Linked DNA regions of Homo sapiens: region 2 is linked to region 1. Evidence: chromatin loops called from intact Hi-C (ENCODE). Cell type or tissue: mammary epithelial cell. All regions are shown on one strand. Each heading gives the region's core, and the rest is flanking DNA. Links, peaks and the distances in the headings are about the cores only. Region 1 has its middle 79 kb from the start of LHX8-AS1. Region 2 holds the start of LHX8 (LIM homeobox 8).

Region 1 (8,339 bases), core at 302-8,301:
TGGGATTTAAAAATCAAAACGATGGAACTCATGGACTTAGACAGTAGAAGGATATTACTAGAGCCCAGGAAGGGTAGTGGGGAGCTATGGGGGTAGGTATTGATGGCTAATGGATACCGAAAAAATAGAAAGAATGAATAAGACCTACTATTTGATAGCACAACAGGGTGACTATAGTCAATAATAACTTTACATTTTTAAATAACTGAAAGAGTAATTGGATTGTTTGCAAATCAATGGATAAATGCTTGAAAAGATGGGTACCCCATTCTTCATGATGTGCTTATTTCACATTGCATGCCTACATGAGAAAATCTCATGTACCTCATAAATATATACACCTACCATGTACCCATAACAATCTTAAATTAAAAAATAAAATAATAAAAAAGCAGAAGATAAGTGTTAGCCAAGATGTGGAGAAAAGAGAACCCTTATATACTATTGGTGGGCATATAAATTAGTACGGCCATTATCGAAAACAGCATGGATGTTCCTAAACAAATTAAAAATAGAACTACTATATGGTCCACTAATCCTACTTCTGGATATATATCCAAATGAAATAAAATTAATATCTCTAAGAGATATGTGCCCTCTCATGTTCATTGCAGCATTATTCACAATAGCCAAGATACAGAATCAACCTAAGTGTCCAACAGATGAATGGATTAAAAAAATGCAGTGTATATATACAATGGTATATTATTCTGCCTTAAAAAAGAAGAAAATCCTGTCATCTGTAACAACATAGATGAATCTAGAGAATAATATGCTAAGGGATGTAGGCCAGGCACAGAAAGACAAATACTGCATTATCTCACTTTTATGTGTAATCTAAAAAAGTCAAATTCATAGATACAGAGAATAGAATGGTACTTGCCAGAGGCTGGGAGATGAAAGGGCTGGGGAGATGCTGAAATGGCACAACGTTTCAGTTAATCAAGATAAATAAGTTCTGGAGATCTAATGTACAGTATGGTGACTCTAGTTAATAATACTGTTTTGTATACTTGAAATTTGCTAAGAGAGTGTATCTTAAATGTTTTCACCACATACAAAAGGCAAGAACTATGTGAAGGGGTGAATATGTTAATCAGCTTCATTATGATAATCAATTCACAATAGCTACATATATCAAAACATGTTGCATACTATGAATATATACAATTTTTATTTGTCAATCATGCCTCAATAAAGCTGGGTGGGGAAAGGTAAAAGGTGGATAGGGTGTGGTTTGCCTCTAACAGTTTGAAGAAATGCCACCTTTTGTTTCCATTCTTGGCCCGCTTTAACAAACACTCATATCTATGTAAGCTGGGGTCTGACTTGTCACAAGCAGGCAGAGGAAAGGGAACAGAGGGTTTCACTTGAGTTAACTGTCAAAGCACTTTCAGCCAAAATCTCAATCATTGGGTGCACTTGACAGATTCAGAAAACAATTTCTGGATCCATCCAAAAACCTGGAACTGTTGTAAGAACAATTCATCCCCTTTATTTGTCCTAAGATAAGTTCTGAACACAAGTAAAGAAAACCAGATTGCTCTATATCAGAATAAGTAAGTAAGACTGCACTAAAAAGCAAGATTGAAGGTAGCTTAAAAATACATCCAAGTTGTCCTGAAAGCTTTCAGTGCTTCTGACAATACAACAATCACATTAGCATCTATTTTCCAGTTTATACCTATTGGAATCTCTTCTTTCAACTCTGTTGAATTTTCAACCTTTTTCTACTAGTGAGAGGCAGAAAACCTGATGGGTTTAAAACCTGGATCTACCACATAGAGGAAATCATTCCTCTACCACTAGATGAAATCTTTCAACCTCTCTGGACCTTAATTTCTTCATTCCTAAAATAAGAATTAATAAGGTCTGGTCTGTCTACCAAATGCGGTGGCATGCAAATCAATAGACGTATGTAAAATTACTCTAAATTGTAAAATTCTACATAAAACACTTAGCATAATTAATATGAGCAGTACAATTAGTTCATAGCTAAGGTGGCTTGAAAATCCCTGCGCTTGATAAACACAAGGAAGAAGAATAAGGAATTTTTGCTAATCTTGGAAGAAACAGTAGTGGAAGGGAGAGAAAAAAGCAAAGATAACCTCCTTTGGAGCTCTTTTTTACAACTGGGCCCTGGTGTGAAAATTTTCCCCACATTCAAAAATCATGTTCTTCAATTCCAAGAGTCAGAATGTTCAATTGTACATCTCTGAACTCCTTTTCAGCATCAGGCAGAACTAAATCCAAATTATTAATATAGTACTTGTTTTATTTAGAATTTCTAAATGGATGTTTTCATTTACTTGTCCAGCTAAAGTAGACTATAGGCAGTCTTAAATATATCAGTCATGCATCTTTGATTGTCTTATGTCTCACTTCACAGTAAGACATTCTGTGAAGCAGAAAATACTATGGTTGAAGGAGCATTGCATAAGCTATCTAAAAGGAGACCTGGAGCTCTAATCATAACTTGCTGTCTTGACCTTGAGCAAATCACAACCTCCTTTTGTTTGAGCTTCATTATCTATAGAACAGTGGTAATTATATCTGTCTTATATCCCTCATAGAGTAAGGGTGAAAGTCATGTGAGATTATCTGTGAAAGCAAGATATTTAAAAGATAAAAACTGTTAGGTAAATGCAAAAGAACTAGTAATGTAGGGTTTTAAATATATACATATATATACACACACACATATATAGATATATAAAATATCATTCTATATGAATTCTACCAATGCATTTTATTTCTCCTTCCAGAGCAATACAAAATAAGACATCTTCCACACGCCAGCCTTTCATTTATTTACCATTCAGACATTTATTAAACATTATATACAAGACAGATTCCTTTGTAGAAAATTGAAAAAATAAGTTCTGTATGAAGGTATCTGGATTGAAAGTGCAAATGTGCCACTACGTGACTTTGAGCAAATTGTGGACTCTCACCGTCAGTTACTTTAATAGCAAAATGGAAGTGATACTAGCCATTTTGCAAAGTTGTTGTGGCATTTCAAAGGAGATATTATATATAAAATTACCTAGCAGAGCACTAGCATATAGAACTGCTCAATAAATGAAGCTCCTGTTATTATTATTTCAGGTATATTTTCTCATGTCATTCAACCCAAGAACTCCTAATCTAGATTCCATAACCCCGTTGCAACTGCATGCAAAATTTACGTATGTATGCACAAGTGCATCTTTCTGGGAGAAGGTACATAACTTTCATCAAATTCTAAAAACAGTAAAAACAGTCACTTCAACATAATCCATAAAGGTGATATCCAGCATAGAACACAATATTCCAGGAGTTGACTTAAACAGTGGGTAAGGTTGAAGCCATTAGCCCCCGTAAAGCAGCTCCCTTCCACACTCATAGGAGACATCACAAATCAATCACTAAATTATGTTCCACTGAGACCTGAAGCAAACTAATAATGCCCCTCAAAAGATAGTTCTAGATAGACACTACCATTTTGCTAGAGGAACTTCTGAAGGTTAAACTCACTTGACCTCTTGACCTAGAACCAGCTTTTTTTCCCTTTCACTTAGCTGATTTTAAGCTGATAGTCACCTGAAACTGTTCTGTCTTTTCAAAGAATTGATATGCCATATAAACTTCCTACATCCCTCCCTCCATCTTATTACTTATTCAAATGTCAAAAGTTGGCCTCAGTCTTTTAAGATCATGTTAAATAATAATATAGTTATCCATTCACTTAATCATTTATCTAAAAAATGTTTATTGTAATGTCCTCTGTGTGCTTATCATCCACTGTGGGACTGTTAGCCAGCTCTCCAAGCTTTCAGTCATACATAAATTTGATTGATATGTTTCTGGGTCATTAATAAAAATCATATTAAAATGGTATTTATTGCAATTAATATGTAGATGTAAAACAAGATACCCACAAAATTTCTAACTTAGGCTACTTCCTGAATACAGAATTAGTAGAAATAAATATGTAATGGTTGATACTCCAATTATTAATTTATTGCCTCTAAGCTCCAAATCCATTCTTCATTACCTGCTCTGCAATAATGAAGCAGAAACCTGTAAATATTTCTTTTGCCAGCTAGCACAGTGCTAAACTTTGTCAGCAGAGGTCACTGGAGGGATACTGAAGAAGGAAAGAGTTTATGAATCTAGTTCCGGTATACTCCTCTTAGAAGGCTTCTGCACTATGAGCAACTTCTGTAGCATCCAAAGGCCAGTAGCATACATCACATCGTTGTGAATGGCTTCCCTCATTGCCCTCTAAGGTAACTTCTTCAGTGCCCAGCTCCTTAAGCAATTGAGGGTCAGCAGTGCCTGGTGGCCAGCAATGTTTGGCTTTGCAATGAAGTATGGCACCTCCCGTTGGAAGCCTTCCTATAGCATCCTTTGGGAAGCTTTGCAGCAGGTTCTGAGTCACACCACCGCTCCACGGACAGCTTTCTCAAGCACCCAGAAACTATATTATCAGCAAGTCCTGCCAGCACAACACCTCAGCAAATTCCTCCACCATTCGGTAAACTGCACCCTGTCCAACAAGATCTGGATCTCAGCCCAGAGGCATAGAGGGGCTTTTCCTTGGATGCTCTTTCTCAGCCACAGGGGTAGTGGCTGCTCTCTATGCCTGCTATTCCAGTACTGTTTAGAGATCTCTTTGTCCCATTCTAGCCAATTCCTCATTACTCCAATCCCCAGTTATAGCTAATAACTCTTTATATTAAAATTGTCCTGTTCAAATTATCATGTGATTTCAGTCTCCTGATTGGACTTTGCCTGATATAAAATTAAAATCACAACTGATCCAGGAGATAAACTGACAAAGTTGGGATTTTAGAATTGGTTTGGTCATGCACTTGGGCTTCAGCATAGTGCTGAGCTCCTTGCCAAAAGGAAATAGGATGCTATTAATTCTGACATGCAGTGGCATCAAAATTAATCAAGCTATCACTTGTCGCTTATTGTAATGAAAAACCAACTGAAGCAAATGCTTTGAAATCCAAGTGGCTCCTGCACTTGAACATTATAGCAATAATGATAATATTAAGGACTGTGACGTGGGATAGAAGCTTTTAAGTGTGACTTGAATGCCTATTTTTTAATACCGGCAAGCTCAAATCCTTTAACTCTCAGTTCAAGTCACGGCCTAAGAGCCATAAAGCTTTCATGATAGCCCTAAAAGAATCTCTAATTTCTGTAGCCATGTGGCGGATATTGTTGAAAATAAAACACAAAATATAATTGTGTGAGTTTCTGAGTTATAATAGTTGAACTGACAGTCTTGCCAAGTTTCTTACATGACAGTACTGATTAAGAAAGAATGGAATTCAGAAACTTGGGATAAGATACCCAGTTGGACCCAGATGAAACTGACAGTCTTGAAAACTCCACTATTAATACACACAACTCTGGTCCTCCCTTACCAGTGGAAGTAGCTTGCCCTCTAGTATCTAAAAATATAGCCTTCCTTTGCTTCAAAATCCTGTGATAATGTCACCTGGTGAACATATCTTGAAAGAGAACGTTTATTTTCCTTAAGACCCACCACAACCAGTTTCCATTGCCACTATATCCATAAACAGAGTTAAATGTCAGTATGCCCCAGGGATCAAGAACATACCAGGACCTAGGAAGAAATTATTAACATACACAAAACCTGCAACATTTTGCTAAAATATATGCAGAAACCATGGGAACATTTGTGGGTCTCGACATGTAGGCACCTGGGAGAAGCAAGTACTAAACCAATCTGGAGGCACACCCAAAACAAAAACATTATGGGATACCCTAAAAAAAAATTTTAAAGCCACTAAAGACTAGCTCATGATTAAATAAATATAAAATCACAAGGAAACAGTCCATAATAGGCAAGAATCAAGAGATACCAAAAAGGTATAATTAAAACCATAAGAATAGAACAAGATTCTGAAACAGATGACAAAACAAACATCTTTAAGTAACATGAAAGAAAGGATGAAAATCCTAAAACTAAAAAACTATGAAAATAGATGTTAGAAAAAGAGGCAAACAGAACTTTAAGACATGAAAAATGTCAATTAAATTTTTCAAACTTAATTAGCTATAGCTAAAGAGAGAATTCATGAAATTGAAGATAGGTCTGAGAAAATTATCCATAATGCATCAGAGATTTTTAAAAATTGAAAAACATCAAAGAGCATTTAAGAGATATGAAGGATGGAGTGAGAAGGTTCAAAGTAATCCTAATCAAAATTCCAGAAGAGGAAAATAGTAGCGAGAAGGTAACATTAAAAGATATGATAGTGGAGAATTTTCTGGTATTAATGAAATACATATATCCTCAGACTCATGAAATTCAAGATGTCTTGAGTATGATATAAATAAATAAAAAAGACACACATACTGTAATAAATCAAAAAAATCAAATAGAAACATAATATCTTAAAAAGTAGAAAAACATTATATACAGGGGAAATATTTACTGTTGATAGCCCTCTCAACAGCAGCAATATGTCAGGAGACAATGAAATAGTAACAACAAAGTGCAGAATAAAGATAACTTTCAATCTAGAATTCATCACCTAGATTTTTTTAAATCACTTTAGTAGAATAAAATAAAGATATTTTAGAAAAAAATATTAAGAGATTTAACAGAGCCTCACTGAAAGAATCACTCAAGGATGTATGTTAGGGGAAAGACTATAAGCTTAGAGGGACTGAATTAACAAAAACCATAATGTTAAAGTACTAGTAAACATGTGGGCAAATCTAAAGAAGCTTTAACCATATAAAAACAAAGACTATAACCAAAAAAGAAAAAAAAAAAGGAACATTCATTTTGGAGGTCAAAATTAAGATGGAACTCAACTATTAGGCAACAACATGTAAGGAAAGTAGGAGGGATGCATGTTAAAAATAGCTAAGAAGAGGATAAAAATATTATCTTAAGACTTTTTAAGCAAGGATGTTAAAAACATTTAAGTAATCGCTGCAAGAATAGATATAAATGTATAATTTTCAAATTAACAGAAAAAATAAGGGGAAGAAGGAAAATGGAAAAATAAAACAAGCAAGGAAAAATTATGGTGAAGTGACAATTACAAAATAAGATAGCAGAAATTAAATGAAATGTATCAATAATCACAGTAAGTATAAACATATTCAACTTGTTAGTTGAATAAATGAAACCTTTTTAAGGTTCTGTATGACATGTAGAAAATGCTGTGTTGGCGATTAGAAATCCAAATCAAGTCTCTGCAATAAATATTTGTGGCCATTTACCCAATTCCAAGACACCAGTTCACAGACCTGGAATCCCTATTTTATGGGGTAGGACATTGAGAAAGAACCCTGCAACATGGCCATAGGTATTTACTATAAATCTCTTATGAGACTTCCCCAGAGAGATTTGTGACCATATACTAAAATGATTATGCATTAGGTAAAAATAATTATTCTGGCTTTATGAGGGTTTTATAGTTGCTCTAAATTGATAACCTCTGAATACTCAATGTCAAGGTGGTATATTGTCAGAGCAGGGACTTAAATTAGATGGTGAATAGAGTCTTGCCCCAAGTATGTCCTGCAGTGAATTCAGTGGGCCCACAGATATGTCTTGTGACTATTTCCTTGGTTCACAAAACGTGTAATTACAATAGATATACCAAGCAACTCAAAGAATCTGTATTTTAGATCCCTGACCCTGGAGGAAAGATTAATGTGATAGGGCAAGCCTATTGGAAGCCCCTGGAACTGTTCCTATCCCACTTCCCAAAATAGCAAATTGAAAGCAACATTGTATCCCCATGGAGATGATTTGCAGGGATTAATGCCACCAGTGAAGTTTTGAAAGATGCAGAAGTGATGTTTTTATTATATGCCCATTTGACTCACCTTTTGCCTGGTGCCTTTGAATTACTGAAAACTTAAATAGGTGGTGAAACCCATTGTAATCGCTATTCCAATAGTATTACCTTTACTAGGTATAGCCCTCCACCCTTCTTGTGCAGCTACCGATCTCACAAATGCTATTTTCTCAATTCCAATTGCTAAAAACTATTGGAATCAGTTTACCTTCAATTGGTGTTCGTAACAGTACCCCTTAACTGTACACTTCTGGGATGTAAACTCACCTGCTACCTACCATAATATAGTCAAAAGAGAACCAAATCACCTATCTATAGACCATCCCAGTGGTCCATTACATTTAAGACATAATGTCATTTGGACCCAGTCAGCAAGAAATAGAGTACTACAGACATCTTGAGAAGACACATGAATGCCAGTGTAAAATAAACCCTATGAAAATTCAGAGACTTGCCACATTAGTGAAGTTTCTGTAGCATCTAGGAATATTCTTT
Region 2 (8,339 bases), core at 119-8,118, 82 kb after region 1:
CTACTTAAAGTTATAATTTGCTAATTCGGATCTATTGCTTTTAAATATCGAGTTCCAGAGACCTCTGTCAATGCAGGCTTAATTTCATCCCACTGATGAAGGATGTTTATAAACGGCGCCTGCAGTGCGAGCTGAGTGTGAAAATATCAGTTTTATGCCTTTTGATAAGAATTACCGAGGCGGAAGGCTCATTAGACGATTACAAATTTCGCAGCTGCTCGCAGCCCAATTAGGCAGCTCTTCGGGTGAGTGGAAGCTGTGGGGGTCAGGGCGGGTTGATGTTCCCTCTCTCCAGCCCGGACCTCCAATCAAGGCCTGGCTCCACGGGATCTAGACCCCTTCCCTGCCCCCATCTGTTTTTAGGGAGATACACTCAAGGCTTCCCTTAAGCAGGAGAGGCACAGCCTGGGACAGGACGCACTCCGAAGTCTCTCAGGCTGTCTTTCCCATGGGCTTGCAAAAAGCCCTGTGGTCCACGGATGTTGGTAGACACCTTGGGTGGGCCTGCCGCCTCTGATTTTCAAATTTTCAATTTAGTAGGTAGGAACTGTCACGACGCAGGCGATTGCTTTTCCACCTGTGGACACATAAGATGATGTTTTTTTGATCAGAGTCTTCGTTCAAAATTGGAATCAATTGGCGTTTGGGCTAAAAACCCTCATTACTAAGACCAAACAAACAAACAAAAACTCTTTTGATTTTTAGCGCACCCCTGTAAAGTAGGAAGATAACTTTTCCGTTGCCCCAGCCGAGGATGAGCGTGGGTAAGAGGCGTGACGCGAGCTCCAGGGAACCGGGCCACCAGGAAGAAGCTATACCTTCGTACGCCCACCCCTGACAAAAGGTCAGAAGGTCGTTGGACCCCAGACCGACAGGACGATCAGCCCTGGGATTCATAGCAAACACATTCCCCTCTTCTTGCACACTCGACCCCCAGCCAAAGGCTTATACCGCCCAGGACATAGAAATTGACTCACCGCCCAGAGGCTTACAGCTCAAGGAGGGGTGCGCGCAGCTGCACCCCGGGACAGGTCAGCATCCCACAAGGCGCCTGGAGTAAAGCGAGGCCAGACCAATCTTTCACGTCTTCTGCTCCTGTCTGACGACCATTCTTCTTCCCCAAGCCCAGAAACCTCTAAAAATGAATCATTTTCTCCACTTATGCAGAGATAGACGCTCTTAGATCAAGGTTAGTATTTTGAAAACCTGACTGAGAGCCGCCTGATTAGGCGAGGGTGGGTGGAAAGACCGCATAAATGCCCGCACCCCCGCCCTGCTTCCCTAACACAGCTCCAGCTCTCTCTGGATCTCCAAATGACCCGCGCGATAAATTCTCCTCGATAGTAGCCAGACAGTACCCCAGATTCACTTTAAACCCTAACACACACACACACACACACACACACACACACTGTAATTAAATATCCAAACCGGACCTTTATGTTTAATTCCACTTTCAACGAAATCCTGCTCTATACACGACCTGATGGCGCCAATGTTCTGCACGACTCTGACTTTCCATTCGGAAGAGCGGTCTCCACAACGATGCTATTTCATGGAAAATGCATTATGTGAATTTCTCCACCACCCCCAATACCGATTTCTGCATTTGATGAAAAACACAAGTCTTTCTGGTTCCCACGCACAAGTTAGCTTTTTGAAAAGTCAGTCCACCCCAATCTTTCAATTTTCTAAGAGGGCACAGATTAATTATATCGTCCTCCTCCCTTCGCTCAGTAAATTTAAACGAGATCTCCCAGAGAGGACCGGCAGGGGGATGGCTAATATTAACTTGTGCGCAGCTGCGCGAAAAGAAAAACAATGGCGATAGGAAAATGCTCTGAAGACTCTAGTGTTTATGGGAGAAAAATGCAATGGAGGAAAAACTAAATTTGTAGTGGTAACTCGGTCCCAGACTCTTACACAGGCTCACTTCATCACAGGAAAGGCTATCTATCTCCTCCGCTAGCCGGCTGCTGACCGAGCTGGGGTCTGGGCAAGATCATTTCGCTCTTTTTCTTCTATACAAATAAGGCAAGGAGATAAGATATGTGTGTGTGCGTGTGTGTGTTTTACATATATATTTCCATCTAATTAAAGCAAAATCCTATGATTCTGTTAAAGGCCTTTAAGAAATAGACTCCTAGATCTTCTTAGTTTCAGAAGTTTAGCTTTTTAAATGGAAACAAAAATCATTTAAAAATAATCTTTTAACCAAATTTGTCTTTATACACTAAATAATGAAATAAAGTTTATACCACAAAGAGTCTGTTTAAACAAACACACCTTCCAATCTTAATCAAAATTAAGGTACCCTGAATACCTCCCTCCGCCGCTTCCCCGCCCCGCAGTCAGAACTTGAGGCAGAAGACAAGGCTGCTCGGGCTTACATTTTGTCTAGGAGATGAAAGAGCAATACTCATTAGCAACATACTTTTGTCTTTCTTGTAGCCTTGATTTCAAATCTAGTCGCAAATCATAAGCTTTTGTGTTGCTCAGATGTTCCTTCTTTATCTTAATGAGAAAACTTTTCGGAAAGGGAGCGCGAACTGCTAGATAAGTCAGCTCCCAGGCTGCCAGGAGCGGTGGCATTCCTCGGCTACACCGGACAGCTGCGAGTTTCAAGAGAATGACTAAAACTTTCAAGTCACCCAGACCTCCACTTCCCCTTCTGCTTGCTGCAGAAAGAGATGTAACCTGAATCTTTGTTTAGGTTTGGGTTGGGGAGCGAGAATTTAAAAGTTATGGCAAATGCAGACAGCAGATTTTTTAAAGTCAAGTTAACAGGACATCCCCCAATTTTTTTTTCTTTAGTACTAAACCTGAAGTCAGTTGGCGTGTTCTGATAAAGATTTTAACATGTAGAGAAGGCGGGTTTTCCTGAAAGAGGCGAAGCAATTTCTCCAGGAAAGACTTTCCCCCACACGCCCCCTTCCTTTATATTAGGTTCCACCCTCTGGAAAACAAAACTTTTTTTTTTTTCTTTTCCTGGAGGGACTCAGGAAAAGCTCAGTGCTCACTTCACTCAGAGCTCAGTGAAGCTGGGAAAGGAATTTTAAGAACGGTTCATCAGAAAGTGGTCAGGCCACAGCGGCCTCTTTGGACGAAGACACACTTGTAGCATTATCCTTCTCGGCATCAGCTTTTATTAGTGGATCGGGGCGGGGGAGGGGGGAGATCGGCAGACACGGACAGCCTCTGACCCTCTGGAGTTGGTATGTGATAAGCAGCCCTAGCAGTGCCATGTATTGGAAGAACGATCAGATGTTTGTGTGTAAACTAGTAGCAAAGGACGTGCCGGAGCTGGCAGTTCCCCCTGAGAAGGTGAGCGAGCCGACGCCTGGCCAGACCAGCTGAATCGCAGTGTCCTTGAAACTCGAGTTGTTTGGGCTCCTAAACAAGGTTCAGAAACTACCTGTAACGGCCTCATCTTCAGACCTGGCAATTTTTTTTTTTTATTACGTAGTAGCGTTAGTCAGTAATCATTGCACTCCCTCCCCAAAAGCTCACTTAACCTGAGACATGGAGACTGTAATTTGGGAGATGAAGCCTCGAGCCTAAGGCGCTCTCAGGTCCATGTGAGTCGTGCTTTTGTTCTATTTGCTGTGGTGATCGTGGCGGTCCGGGAGAGTGGGTCGGGAGGACTGGGCGGCTGTCGGGTGGAACCGGAGACCTGGCTCGTTTCGTTCGGCTGCCCGCGGACACTTGCCTGCCCTGAGGCACACCTCCCTCTGCGGGGCTCCAGAAAGGCCTCCGGGATCCCTGGGCTTGCCGGGAGAGCCATTTTACCTAAAATGCCAAAAGAAAACCGCAGGGCACAAAACGAGTCACGCGGTTTGTCTGAGTAGACTGGGGAAGCTGACAAGCTCTCACCTCACTCGGGAGGCAGGACCTGTGGGTATTTGGTGTTTTAAGTTTGAAATCATCTGCAGCCTGTCTGAGGGCCTCAGCAGGACGCGCGCGGGGCGCCCCTGACTATTTCTTTGCTCCGAAGCCGGTTGGGGACACCAGGCGAAAGCGGAGCTGTTCTGTTTAAACGCCCTTTGTGTGTGAGGACGCGGCCTCAGTGCAGCTACGCTGGGTCCCGCGTAGGGAGCGCACCCCAGAAAGGGAGGGTCTCGGCCGACGGTCCGGGAGGCCCCCAGGTTGGTATCTTGCCTGGTGCTTCCAGAGGGAGGGAGAAGGGGAGGCGAACAGTCAGAAATGCAGAAGTGCGAGCCGCTCGAGTTCGGGGTACCCACCCGCCCCCGAGCTAGAGTTTTTGGAAACGAAAGCGGTCTAAGCCCAGGGACGCTGCGTTTTCGTTTAAGAACAAAACTCCAGCAAATACTTGGAAACACTTGAGTAACGCGCGTTGTTTCTTTAAAACATTTTGTCAGAGGTTGGGTGAGTTCTTTTAATGGCACAAATTAAATTCAGCTGGATATTTTCCATTATTCTACCCGCTTTTTGCGCTGGTTAAAAATAATCCTTTAGTAGCTCAAATGTTGACTTACTGAGCAATAAGTGGCAATTTACACCTTAAAGAAACGAGTGTAAATCACTCGCCACTCTAATTGCTGTAAGTTTACGAAAGAGCTGCTGGCTCGGTTTAATCTGAAGCATTTTCATTCAAATTGTCATCGGAACAAACACCAGGCTTCTTAAATCCCGCTGTAATTAGCTTTCAAGTATCCTATTAAACCTCTTCACCTTTCGGGCTATCCTATTCAAAAAGCCCCCTTTTTAAAATATATATGTGTCTTGCTCTTTTAATTGAGGTTATTAAAGAAATCTAGTTTCTTCTCCCACCCCCTCCTCAATCCTCTTTTCTTCTCTCGCACTCCACCTCCCACTGCCCCGCACCCCCTTTAGCCCGGTGTTCCCCGCTCCGCTATGATTGACGTCTGGAAAGAAAGAGCTTTGTGAGGGGATGATTGTTATTAACTTGTTATCCCCGGCGGGGGGGCGGGGAACCGACGTGCCCGGGTGAGCGCCGGAGACCCGGAGCCCGGGGAGCGCGGGACGAGCTACCAGCGCTCGGGTGGCGGCCGCCAGCGGCCAGCGAAGGAGGCTGCGCGCCAGCCCGCCCGCGGCGCCCGGGCTCAGGCGCCGTGACGGCTGCACGCGCTGCCCCGCACTCTGAGGGCCTTCATTAGCTCGCTCCCCGCGCCGAGGCTGGGGCGGGCAGCACGCTCGGAACTTCTGATCTGTTTCTCCATACTTTCTCCCCCTCCTACTCCGCAGTGTCAGGGGCTCATGTCAGAGGAGTGCGGGCGGACTACAGCCCTGGCGGCCGGGAGGACTCGCAAAGGCGCCGGGGAAGAGGGACTGGTGAGTGCGGAGGGGCTCGCGTGCTGGCAAGACTGGCCGTGGGGAGGCGGCGCAGGACGAAGGGCCGCTGTCCCCGCGCTCCTTCCAGGGCCCAGCTGGCCCCTCCTGCAGCAGACAGAGGACGGGGCGGAGAGGGTCTGGGTGGGGTGGGAAGCTTAGCTGGCCCGCGAGGAGGGCAGGGCCGCAAGACTTCTGGGGTCCGAATAGGTCAGGGGTCGGCAGCCCCAGCGGGTGCGTAGCCAGAGCTTGGACTCGGGGAAGAGGGCGAGAATCGTGACCTCAAGAAGCTGGGGGTGGGGTGGGGTGGCCAGGGGGAAGGGAGGGGAGGCGGTGGGGGCGCCCTTGTGGGTAGGTGGGATGCGAAGGGGAGGAGGGGTCTAGAACCGCCTGCGCCTCGCGGTTTCCTGCAGGTGAGCCCCGAGGGAGCGGGGGACGAGGACTCGTGCTCCTCCTCGGCCCCGCTGTCCCCGTCGTCCTCGCCCCGGTCCATGGCCTCGGGCTCCGGCTGCCCTCCTGGCAAGTGTGTGTGCAACAGTTGCGGCCTGGAGATCGTGGACAAATACCTTCTCAAGGTAGGATAGGGCCTCGGGTGCGAGGCCCAAGGGGAGCGGGCTTAGCGTGGGAGCTCTGGGAAAAGAGTAATGTTCCTCCCACCAACCTTTCCGTTCAAGTTCTGGGTGAAGGTTGTAGGCTTTTGCAGAAAATCAGCCCAGTTTAGGGCAACTCATGCGGTGGGATAAAGTGAGAAGAAATCCCAGACTCTTCTATGTCGTTGCAAAACAGCTAATGTGTGACACATCCTGGTCTGGACGCGCCGGATGTGTGTGGATGCGCTGGAGTCAGCCACTGGCTTGTAGTGGAAGGGAAGTGGAAAAACCCTTATCCATTCTGAGACAGAAACCTGCTTAGTTATTTTTCACCCAGCCCCGAATTATTCCTTTCTTAAACATCTTTGTTCCCTCTAAACGGACTGTGGTCTCTCCACCCCAGTGACGCCCACGCCCATGACTGCTTAGAAGAATTTTAAGTTGGTATGTATTAACTGATTCCCTTTTGCAGTGTCTCTTTTGGTGAAAGCCACTGTAAAGTAGCTTAAAGGATCTTTTCTGGACAAATTTTAAAAATACAGTCCTATGTTTTTTTACAGTTACCTGAGGCTTTTCCAAAGTTAAAGTTTATAGGTCCATTTAAATAAAAACCATTTCAATATATTCCTGCTCTTATTAAGGTTTAATACTTCTAGGCCACTCAATGCTGTTGTTACATCATCTTGAGTGCTTGGGGAGAAAATGGAAATTGATATAAAGTTAGACACACACAGCCTGGGAAGAAGTGTTTCAAGTGTGGTTTGAGAGTTGATTGTCTTAATTTGTTTTACTTTTCTCTTAAAATATTGTGGGGGAATTTTGGAGTAGAAATTTTGGCAGGCCACAGTTATCCACCTCAGTGCAGATCATGGTCCCATGTGTCTTAATCAGAATATCATGGGGTTTCAACTTAAATAGCTTTTTAAAACCACTATTTAAAATAATGGTCTCTCCTACACTGAATTAGTAGCAAACCAGTTCACTTTCTATTCTCTCCCCACCCTGCTTAGGTTTTCAAAAGGATTAATTATGGAGAGTATGTGTTCAAAATTCGTGTTAGTGGGTTTCTTTAAGTTTCTACCTCAACATACAAAGCTTCTTCATCTGTAAAATGGGAATGCTACCCTATAGATAAAACCTAGAGAAAATGCCAGAAGAAGTTTTGGTAAAAAGATTTAAAAATGACTAAATTAATCTTACTTGGTGGTTGATTCTTAAAGCTGGCAAATTAACATTGGCTTTCTCTTTAAATCTGCATTCTTAAGATTCCACTTTCAATGTTTCTAAAACTGAGCATTTTGGATATTGCAAAATCATCTTTTGGGTTAAAACTAGCATCCTATTTTTAATGAGCCCTCTCAATAATTACCGTAATCTTTAAGAATGTTTCTGAGTAGACCTATGAAGGCTCTAACACTTCACAGCAGAGAAGATATAGAAGGGTTATGATGAAGTGACATTTAACACAACCTCTGAAATAGATAATAGTTTCTAGTGTTAATCTTGTATACATTTATATATTATATATCTTTGTATTGCATAAAAATCTAAGTTAAGTGAGTTACATAAAGCTTTCCTTTGTAATAGGGCAGGAGTCCTCCCAATGAAGCCTTCCATGTACAGTATTATTGTACCACTTCTTGTATTCTTTAGTGTGTAATTTCTAACTAAAGTTTGATACTATATGATTGACAAAAACTGAATTATTAACCTTTATTTTCCGTTTTGAGTACTTCCTGCAGAAAAGTTTGAGTTTAACTTGAGTCACTGATTTAAAAAAAAAAGTTAGACCTAGTATAGAAATATTATTTTAGGGTGTAACTAATATAGAAAAACACTATCTTGTGAGGCAAATAAAATGGAGTTAGAAAAGTATGACAGGAGTTAGATGCATTGATTACCTTGTCCAATAACTTCAGTGCTCTGTCCTTCGGGTAGTTTTTCTGGCTTGGTCCAAGTTGTATGTTTAGACATACACAGATTAGATTAATAGTAGGTTTATAGTCTCCAGAATCTCCTCTCTTCACCTTACTTTACTCCCTGGCAAAGAAATGGAAGATAAACAGACATTTTAGGAGGGAAGTGAACTTTGAAAAAACGTGACAACCAGGTCTGGCTTTAGGAGGGAGTAAGAGAGAGGCCATGGCTCTTCCCCTAAAGCCTAGCTTTAAAAACAAAACAAAACAAAATCCTGGGTAAGATTGAAATACAGAAGGCCCTAAACAGTGGAATTTTAAAGGAAGCCTGTTCATCTAAACTTTATACTGGTTGGTCCCATTTTAGGAAAAAAATATAAGGAAAATGCTTTTTTTATTTCCAAGGCAGTATTTAACATTGTTAATATTATTTATTCAGATTTCCTCAGATTTCTTTCTGTTTTCATTATTTTAAATATTGTCTATAGTGAGCATGTAAGTTCTAAGTTCTTGTAAAGACCAA

Evidence for each region. Hi-C counts contacts between places; a loop is a spot of excess contacts. Peaks named below come from ENCODE experiments on the same cell type or tissue, not always from the same donor. Only the 100,000 strongest peaks of a DNase experiment are listed, where the experiment ranks them.
Region 2: a loop joins it to region 1, with 2.2 times the contacts of the local background. A loop is called at or near these places in 1 of 110 quality-filtered maps.

What each region holds. Positions count from the first base shown.
Region 1 is chr1:75,049,288-75,057,626 of GRCh38, forward strand. No RefSeq gene overlaps it. Among named protein-coding and RNA genes, the nearest start is that of LHX8-AS1, 79 kb to the right of the region's middle. In mammary epithelial cell, for the core only: a CTCF peak has its summit at 4,104 (motif pointing right); no DNase peak of the experiment used is centred there; H3K27me3 peaks cover 240 bases.
Region 2 is chr1:75,131,377-75,139,715 of GRCh38, forward strand. It overlaps LHX8 (LIM homeobox 8), which reads left to right and starts at 3,012. Exons shown (of 9, transcript NM_001256114.2): 1 at 3,012-3,578; 2 at 5,227-5,313; 3 at 5,724-5,885. The coding sequence starts at 5,239. LHX8-AS1 (LHX8 antisense RNA 1) reads right to left here and starts at 1,200. Exons shown (of 2, transcript NR_187397.1): 1 at 978-1,200; 2 at 1-577. RefSeq lists enhancers at 1-1,159, 3,317-3,829. In mammary epithelial cell, for the core only: no CTCF peak of the experiment used is centred there; no DNase peak of the experiment used is centred there; H3K4me3 peaks cover 388 bases; H3K27me3 peaks cover 5,514 bases.